2 separate regions of the Mus musculus genome follow, and region 2 is linked to region 1. Evidence: chromatin contacts called from ENCODE Hi-C or POLR2A ChIA-PET data. All regions are on one chromosome and are shown on one strand. Each heading gives the region's core, a stretch centred on a gene start or an enhancer-like site at or near the end of the contact. The rest is flanking DNA. Distances are from core to core; before and after follow the strand shown.

The links. A loop is a pair of places that touch in the nucleus more often than their neighbours do. ChIA-PET counts read pairs that join two places held with the same protein, here RNA polymerase II (POLR2A).
Region 2: a map of gastrocnemius shows a loop between it and region 1 (7-fold over the local background). The contact joins the promoter of Fam180a here to the promoter of 1810058I24Rik in region 1. A Hi-C loop is called at or near these places in 1 of 37 maps with a recorded cell type or tissue (gastrocnemius). POLR2A ChIA-PET finds 5 or more read pairs at or near these places in 2 of 5 experiments (Patski and embryonic stem cell).

Annotation. Positions count from the first base shown.
Region 1 is chr6:35,250,933-35,255,442 of GRCm38, reverse strand. It overlaps 1810058I24Rik (RIKEN cDNA 1810058I24 gene), which reads right to left and starts at 2,733. Exons shown (of 3, transcript NM_001384235.1): 1 at 2,661-2,733. The coding sequence starts at 2,675.
Region 2 is chr6:35,324,079-35,328,588 of GRCm38, reverse strand. Fam180a (family with sequence similarity 180, member A) reads left to right here and starts at 2,448. Exons shown (of 3, transcript NM_173375.2): 1 at 2,448-2,750. The coding sequence starts at 2,675.

The sequences.
Region 1 (4,510 bases), core at 1,484-3,983:
CCTGATCCTCACAAGCATGCACACGTGGAATAACCACTATTACTGCCCAGGCTTATGCTGGGGGAAACTGAGGCACGGAGCAAGTAAAGATCTTACTCGTGACTACACAGCAGGTCTGGCGTGGAAAAATGGCTCAGCAGGGTAACACCCTGCACCCGAGCCTGGCAACCTGAGCTCAACCCCCTAGACCCACATGAGGGAAGGAGAACCGGCTGCTGGAGGCTGTCCTCAGACTTCTTGCACGTGCAGGCCCTCACAGGAGAGGCACGCACAGTCATCAACAGATAAACGGATGCAATGTAACAAAGAAGATGCACCTACGGTATTACATGATTCTAAGAAAAGACTAGATAAACCGGTGAATGCATGAATACGAGAAAGAAATCAATGACTATGTCAACATTTCAAATGTGAGCGTTAAGTGTGGGGAAAGGACTGGGAAAGCAGGAAGGCAAACTCAATCCAGATGAGTAGAGGCTGAGAGAAAGGCAAAGGAAAGCCACTGACAGTTGATACTTGGGATCTGGAAGCACAGAGAAGGGGATTCAAGGTTGTCCTGGAAGCTGATGTGAAAGGTGCTGGCTTGGGGAGGAGCCCGTTCCCTAAGGGTGAGTTTAGGAAGCACAGCCAGCTCCGGACTTAAGCACTTCACAGGAACTAAGAGCAGAAGCAAGCAGCGGGAGACAAGATTAGAGACAGGGAGAGAGCCTCCCAGCTGCTACACCCAGATATGGTCCCCTCACTCCGCAATTCTGAGCTATCCCAGGACAGAACCCACACAGCACGGTGCACAGGCCCCAGCAGCTGAATGAGGGTGAGTTATGAGGAGGTGATGCTACTGGGCCCCAGGGGGAAGAGGAACAGAAACTGTAGCAGTGTTCAGGTGCCCTGACACTCACAGCAGTGCTCACAGTCCAATTCCCATCTAGGTGTTCCTTCAAAGAACTTCAGCCAAGCTAGGAGCAAGCTGTGGAGTGCGGTGTGGAAATAGGGGTAATGGGTAGACAAGCCACACAATCAAATGCAAGTTTTCAACTTAGGCAACATCTCAGAGGTTACAAAGTATTCAGCTGCCTTGCACCATCAAAGGGAAGAGCCTGGAATCTTTCCACCACACCCAAGCCTCTCCTATCAGTGGGAGGCCAGTTCCCATTTCTGATACCTTACAGAAGAGACAGGGCAGTATATCTCAACCACGATTTAGTGTTTACGTGTTCAACATCTTGGCTCCTTTTGAAACCTCATGAGGTGCAAACTGAAGCATAGAAAATTTAAATAACCTGGCCAACACCCACCCAACCCCACGTCCCCAACACACACACATACACACACACCTTGAGATTAAAGATAGGGTCTAAACTCTTAACCATTTAGAAAACAGTTGAAACGGCTAATGTAAAAAGCAAGATTTGCAGAAACTAGCAGTGTTTGACCAAGTTCCACAAGAGGAAAGTTGATTCCATCTCTGTACATCTGATTCCACTTTTCCCAACAAAAGCAATGAAGAGGAGACAGACCCAGGGCAAGAGAAGGAACATCAGTTACATCCTAGCTAAGCATCTAATGGTCGGCTTCAGCATCTCTCCATAAATGTTGAAAATTTTGAATTTTCCAATCAAAACCCATGTTTAAGTACAGAGCGCTAGTCCCGCACCAGGTAGCCTCATTCAGCAAAGCACTTAAAAGGTTAAGTGTAATCGATTTAATGTTCTCCCTGCTTATCAATGAACAGCAAATGCAGTGGAAGGGCCAATCCTATCACCTTACACTAGCTGGCTGATGCTGCTTTTAAAAGTGATTCCTAACAAGTAAATTACTGCTAATTACTCCTACCTCCTAAACTAAGGCCTAGTTAGGACACTAGAGAAACCCCAGAGGCAACTGAGTCTTTGTAGGGCAGTTTTATGTAAACAATACTCATTCTCGGAGCACCAGGTAGCCACTGACCGTGGGAAAGAAAGAAGATATCTGCTTTATTAGAATTCGAAGATGAAACGCTTTCATCTGAAAGTGTTTGAAAACTTTCATCTGAAAATTTGACTGGCAAGTTTCCTAGAATCCTCAACAGGCAATTTTAGAAATACTTGATTTTTGCCAGAAAAACGTGTTAACTCAAAAAGGAGACTTGAAAGGGTGTGGGGAGGGGCAGGTTTTTACAAGAGTTACTCGCAGGGCAGTCTGACTCACTCCTCAAAGCGGGCAATCTGTAAAGGTCTGAAGAGGGAGGGCACTGTGGATCTCTCGCTGCGACCTCGTGATGTGGCTGACTAATGCACGGCGTGTGAAAGGCACTCTGAGGCCTCAAATAAGCCGTATATAATAGATGGGGGTCTACGGGAAGTCGCGTGGAGAGGACAGGAGCCAAGTCATCTTGATGACTCCTCCGACCCAACTTACCGCGAAGATTTCGCCAAGAGCTCACAGTAAGTGGTTTTTTGAAAACGCAGTCATATCACTGACACCCCAAAGTTTTCGGAACTTGAAGGACTACATATAAACAAACCCAGGCAAAGACCCAAGGACTTAGGAGGAGGCCAGAGGAAAACTGCGCGAGCAAACCCGAGGGCGACGAGCCCCAACTGCAGAGCCGTGCACCGCCGACCCGGGACCCCGGGGGAACGAGGCGACCGCGAGGCCCGATCCTCCGAGGCCCCACTCACCAGGAACTGGAGCATGATGTCGGTGGGGAGGGCGAGGAGGGTGTGAGAGGTGCTCCAGCTCCAGCTCGGCTCCGGGACTCCTCCCCGGCGCGAGGGCGGAACCCGCTGCCAGGTTCCGGTTTACGCCCCGCCCCGCCCTGCCCCGCCCTCTCCATTCCCGGAAGCGACTCGCGGAGCCGCAGCGCCCTCTGACGGCCATCTCGGGAAGCAAGAGGGCGAGGTGCAAACCTAGGCCTCTTTGAACCAAAGCCTCCGGGTGACAAGGACGCTGGCAATTGTATTAATACAGTCAGACGTGGCTGTGTTACCTACTAAACCAGGGTGGGGGTGAGGTAGCGGGTGCCATGCCAAGTGAACAACTCACTCTCCTGGGAGCCTTTATGAAGTCCACACTAATCTCCACCACAGCCGACTCTCAGACGAAAAGGGGGAAAAGGTTCCATTTCACAAAAGCCCACAAGTGTGCTATGCAGCCTAGTTAAGGGTAGTCCTCAGCCACGTGATAGATGATGGAGAGAGGTCTGCGGAGTCTGGCACGACTGGATCCAAGTAGCGATTGCTGGCAGCCACCAGCAACCTATCTGAAGTTTACTTCCTCCTCAAGTGGAGCGCGAATCATCTACCATGCAGGAGCCAAAGATGAATCCACTCTTGTCCGGTCGCGCTGCTGGTCACCCACATACACAAGCACATCGAAACCACCCTTCTCATGTTGCTCTCAGTCTTTGGAATTGACCTTTATCTAGTTAAGGGGTACTCTGGCTTCAAATAACAGAAAAACAAATCAGCTGCGCCTAGTGGGGCTGTTAACCCTGGGACAATGGCAGAGGACTACTTAACATATCAAAGTGGACCTGGCCTCCTGGTCCTCGCCAGCATCCCTCAGTCCCGGCCTGTTACAGGGTGTGGCTGGCACATGCAGCCCTCTACCCTAAACTCACCAGTTCAGGGGCTGGGCTGCTTTTCCCGATGAGGCTTTTCCCTATATAATCCAGCCATTTTGGTTACCTGAACTGTGATGGTTTACATATGCTCGTCCCAGGGAGTGGCACTATTAGAAGGTGTGGCCTTGTTGGAGGAAATGTGTCACTGTGGGGATGGACTTGGAAATCTTCCTCCTAGCAGCTTGAGGATGCTCTCTGGCTTCCTTCAGATGAAGATGTAGAACTCTCAGCTCTGCCAGCACCATGCCTGCCTGGATACTGCCATGCTTCCACTTTGGTGACAATGGACTGAAACTCTGAACCTGTAAGCCAGCCCCAATTAAATGTTGTCATTTCTAAGAGTTGTCTTGGTCATGGTGTCTCCTCACAAAAGTAAAACCCTAACCAAGACCCGAACCTTTTGTTCCTTTGCCCTTTGGGCCCCTGTATCTCATTCTGCTGCCTCTCCCCTCCTCAAAAGAGGAAAATATCTCTCTCTCTCTCTCTCTCTCTCTCTCTCTCTCTCTCTCTCTCTCTCTCTCTCTCTCTCTCTCCCAGCTCAATCAAAGTCAAGTTCTTTGAGCTCCCAGATGTCCTTGCCTCTAGCTATGTCTCCCTTTCTTCTCCAACCAACTTTCTCCTCCACCATCCCTAGTCAAGCCCTCTCTCAGAATTTCCCTCCATTTCTGTGTTTCTCCATCCATCCACCTCATTACTTCTCTCCCTCCTCCCAACTCATCTGCTAAACTGACAAAAGAGCTGATTAGAGGGGAAAAAAATAGAATAAAACATAAAGATCACACACCACCAAGGGAAAGGTCAATAGGTTTGGCATACTAAAATGTATTTAAATTGAGAAAAAATAACCCAGTGTACTTTAATAGCTGCAGAGAAAGTGGGGTGAGGCATTCTGAATTTTTTATTTAA
Region 2 (4,510 bases), core at 1,199-3,698, 73 kb before region 1:
TTCCCTTAAAGTCTTGCCATCATCCTTTAGGAGGTGTTAAACTTACAAGAGGGTTTGGCTTGAGTTTCTAATTCAACAAAGAAAAATAATAAACTGTTTATTATTTGGAACCGAAAGGTTCCTGAAACTGATATCTGAAACAGCGATGTGTCTGAAGACAGCAGCACAGCCAGGTAGAACTCAATTAGCAAGCAGATTGCTCTTTGAGCCACCTGCACTGTGTGGGAAATGTGGTCTCCTTTGAATGGGGAGTAGCCGTGGTCCTCGCTTGTGCATTGTCTATAAGATGTTTATACGTGTACAAAAGTTTTGTCGTGATCTGAGACTGGAGGCCTTTACTTTTAAACTTTAATTTCAATTTTCTAAACAAGTAGTAACACAATGGGGCCACTTCCTGCTTACAGTGAGTGTTAGAAGCTTCGATTTGTGTGCATTGCGTGTGTGGTTTCTCAGACCCGGAATATTCAGGGGTGAAGAGGGGTGGCAAGAACTACGCATGAGCCGTGAAAATAGTCATTAATGGAATTAGTCTTTCACCCCTGCCTCTTAGGACTTTTATCAACCATTAAATGCAACAACTCCCAAAAGAAGAAAGTGTGATATGAGACACATTTAAGACGTCAAAGACTTTTGTATGGTGTGTGTGTGTGTGTGTGTGTGTGTGTGTGTGTGTGTGTGTGTGTGATATGTCTTGTTAGCACTTACTGATTGTAGAAATGATATTTCGAATATGGTAAATTAAGTACAATGAGATGTAACTACACCTGTTTCTTTTATTTTAAGGGGGTTTCTAGAATTTGTAACCACATACGTCTGCAGGGAGCACTGCTCCATACTGACCTCCTCATTGTAAACTTTGACCAGTTAACACAGGTGATGAGTCTAACACTAAACCTGAAACATGCTAAACACCCGAGGGCCATTATCTATATTAGTGACATCAGTGGCTTTCTCTGATTAGCAGGGAGCTCCAATGGAAGTATAAGGGACCGCATGGTGTCCACTCTGGTAGTCCACTTATCCTGACCACTGTCTCCACAGGCTAGAAAGCCGTAACAGTAAGAGATTCTTCAAAGTTCTCCAAGCTTTCATAGTCTCCTCTAGAGGTAAGGGAAGGGGGCACATAATTAGAGACATAGCATGCCTACAACTGTGCTTCTATGTGTGTATGCCTGTACATGTCTGGGGAGCGAGTGAGCATTGCCTGTGCATGCATGTGAGAGCGATGTCAGGTGTCTTCCTTAATCCTGCTCCACCGTACAAACCTGAAATTTAACCAATTCATGTAGCGAGTCCGGTCGGCAGGCCTGGGGATCCTCCTGTCTCTGCCTCCCCAGCTGAGGACTGAGATTACAAACAGATGCTGCTGTGCTGGTTACTTCCTGAGTACTGGGGATCACGCTCACACAGCAAGCTCTTTAACAACTGAGCCGTCTCCCAGTACTTTTTAAATGATGATGGGAAAATACTGCCATTCTGCTAGACATAAAAGGATTTGGTCGCTGATCTGGGCACAGTACAGAGAGGTTCAGTGGCCCCAAGGGTCAGGTTGCAAGCTGCTTGGTCCCCAGTATAATAGGGTGAAAAAGTATATAGAACCCTCTCGATAGAGAGCAGGGCTTGGTGCAAAGTAACTAGCTCATTGGGGCATTGTCCCTGGAAGGGGTTAATGTAGTTCTTTGGGGACCCTGGTTAGTTACCTTGAAAGGTTTTTGCAAACAGAGAAAACCTGACCCCCGAAGGCTTCCTAGATCAGCATGAAATCTCTTCCCTGCAAACATTCCCACTGAGGTGTCTTCTGCCATCAGATCTTAGTCAGAACTGTGCAAGAAGCCAGTGTCATGCTCTTGACCCTCAAGAAGAATATGCTAATTAGACCTCTTCTCTTTAAAAACTCTGTGGAAAGCACCCAATGGATCATGGATGTGAACAGGAGCTCAGCTTCCCAGCCTCCTGCATAGACTCACAAGGTTCCCAAAAGCAATACCTATTCTCCAAGGCCACCTGCCCACTCTGCTCCTCACAACCTACCAATGCCCCACCTACCCAGAAGCTAGGAAAGGCGCCAGACCCCAAGACCCACAAGTCTAGCTCCAGGGAACGATAGCAGGAACACCCCACCCTAGTACCACAATGACTGTGCTGTCCTACAGGCAACTCTGAGCTCCACCAGCCCCACCGTCTGCCAGGCAACCTCCCAGCTCTTCCTCCAGCCCGCAGTCCTGGCTCTGAAGTAGTATGTGTGGACAGGGAAAACAGCCAACTTCTCGCCGGGCTCTCTAACAAGTTCCGCGGGTCTGTTTGTTAAAGAAAAATTCCAGTGGGCGCATCCAACACATGGAACTCAAGTACAGAAATTATATTTATCCAGCCCACTGCCAAAGAGATCACATGCCCCGTGAGTCACTCCAGATGTGCTCAAAAACAGAGCCTCTGTGTGGAAGCCTGGTCCCCTAATCCCAGAGAGAGTTAGGTTAAGAGAGGTACCAACTTCTGTCCCACCCAAGAGGCTGCATCCGCCTCCATCCTGTGGAGCCAGGGAGAGGCCCTTGCTTTCCTTATAGACAAGAAAGGGCAGTAAGAACTCTGTCCTCTCGCTGAGAAGAGCAGGGGTCCACCTGCAGCCCCTGGGGTCCCGCAGGAATAGAAGGTCAGCTTGTCTCCCTCCTGGAAGATGTCCTGGAAGGCGCTGACGATTCTGCTGGTATTCTCCAGCACCCAGGCCACTGCGTCCTGCAGGTGGAGCAGGGGTGAGTTGTTTTGAATTCTTGTGTTTCTCTGGTGCTCATTCATCTTTCTTGAATAGAATTGTGGCAGTGGAGTAGAGTTAGAGGGAGGAAGGAATTAAAAGCCCCGTGCCTGCTTCATACGCCAACTTTGCCAGTGCTCTATGGTCCCTCTTGGTAAAAGGTGATAGGAAATACCCGGTGGAAGAGCATCGAAGCAGCCAATTTGGGAGCCCGATGGAGGTTGAGAAGCCATCGGGTTGCTCCTGCTGGTGAGCCAGAAAGAACTCTTGGGTGTTTCGGAGGATGGGTAAGGGTTCTCTGCAGATCCCTGCCTGCTGCTGCTGGGACAGACCCCCCGAGAGAAGGTATCAAACTCAGCTGCCTGTGTGATGGAATGGTGGCCACTGGGACTAACGCAGAGAGTTCTTGGCCACACTGGCTAAGAATGAGGTCTCCAGGATGCTATGGGTGTGCATTTTGGCAGCCAGGTAGAGCTGTGTGGTGGTGAGTGAGAGGGGAAAAAAAAAAGAACATTTAGGGCATCCACCCAGTGTGCTTGGCCCCTGTCATTCACATCAAGCCTCCATGGAAAGAAACCGGTGTGTGCAAAAGCTTTACTCTCATGCTGATTGATATCTTCTCTCTCAGATGCCGCTTCTGAGAACAAAGGTGGCATCTTTACTCTGGTCTGGCTGCACTTGGCAGTCACCGGGGACATATCAGGCCAGCTAGTTTATTACTATCAGGAAATGAAGAGCTGGGGGGTGTTATCCACTCCATGCCAGTCTGAGGAGAAATCTTCCCGCTGCCTACATTCAAATGAGTTCACGTCCCCAGAAAGACCTAGAAATCCAGCGTTCCCTCAAGTCAATCCAGACGCTCTTTATAGAGACCCCTAAGGGCATGAGGATTGGTATGGGGACATGAATGAACCCCTCCTTCTCAGGGACTATGTCAGGGAGGGAAAGGGAGGCCTGAGCGGCAGAGGAGAAGCACTTGCAATGGAAGAGAGGGGCTCGAAGCCCTTATTAATCCTCCTTGTGCTTAAGCCTGATCTTAGGGACTGGCTGGGACATAAGTGTTGCTGAGGTGCAAACAACACACAATGCAGACATTTCACACACATTCACACACACACACACACACACACACACACACGCATGCACACACACACATGCCTACCTGCCATTGTGCTGTCTTTAAGGGCAGCACTTCGGGGTGGAAAGCAGAGAGGTCTTAGAAATGGATTCTGTCACTTACGTTCATCGCACTAGGAGCACAACTTAATTTGCCAAAGGAGACAACGGCATGTTCTCTTCTTAAGGCTCCAGCTGTCAGGAAGCCAAGAGGGCACTGGGCGTTCAAGAAGGCTCGTAAACACCCCTGCAAGGACTCAGAGACTGCAGTGCTTTCTCTAACAAGCCACCTGCGTGATCTCTGGCAGGTTCCTAGCTTCTCTGGATGTTGTTAGCAAGTAGCATCCTAGCAATCACAAGACATGCCCTCAAAGGATGATTTGAGGATGATATTCAAAAATACGCTATGAAAATGATGTACATAAGCGTTAGTGGCTACTTACCACTCTAAAAAATATATATAAGCATTATTCCTTAATGAAAAGCTGAGTCTCTCCACATGCTTGGTAGCAACATCTGAGGCTCTTGGGAGAAGGTTTTTCCAGCAGGGACACGGGCTCTAAAGACCCAAGGCCAACACAAATGACCCAAAGGCCATTATGGGACAAAGTACGAAGGGCTAGATGTATGGTCAGAGACTGTGTT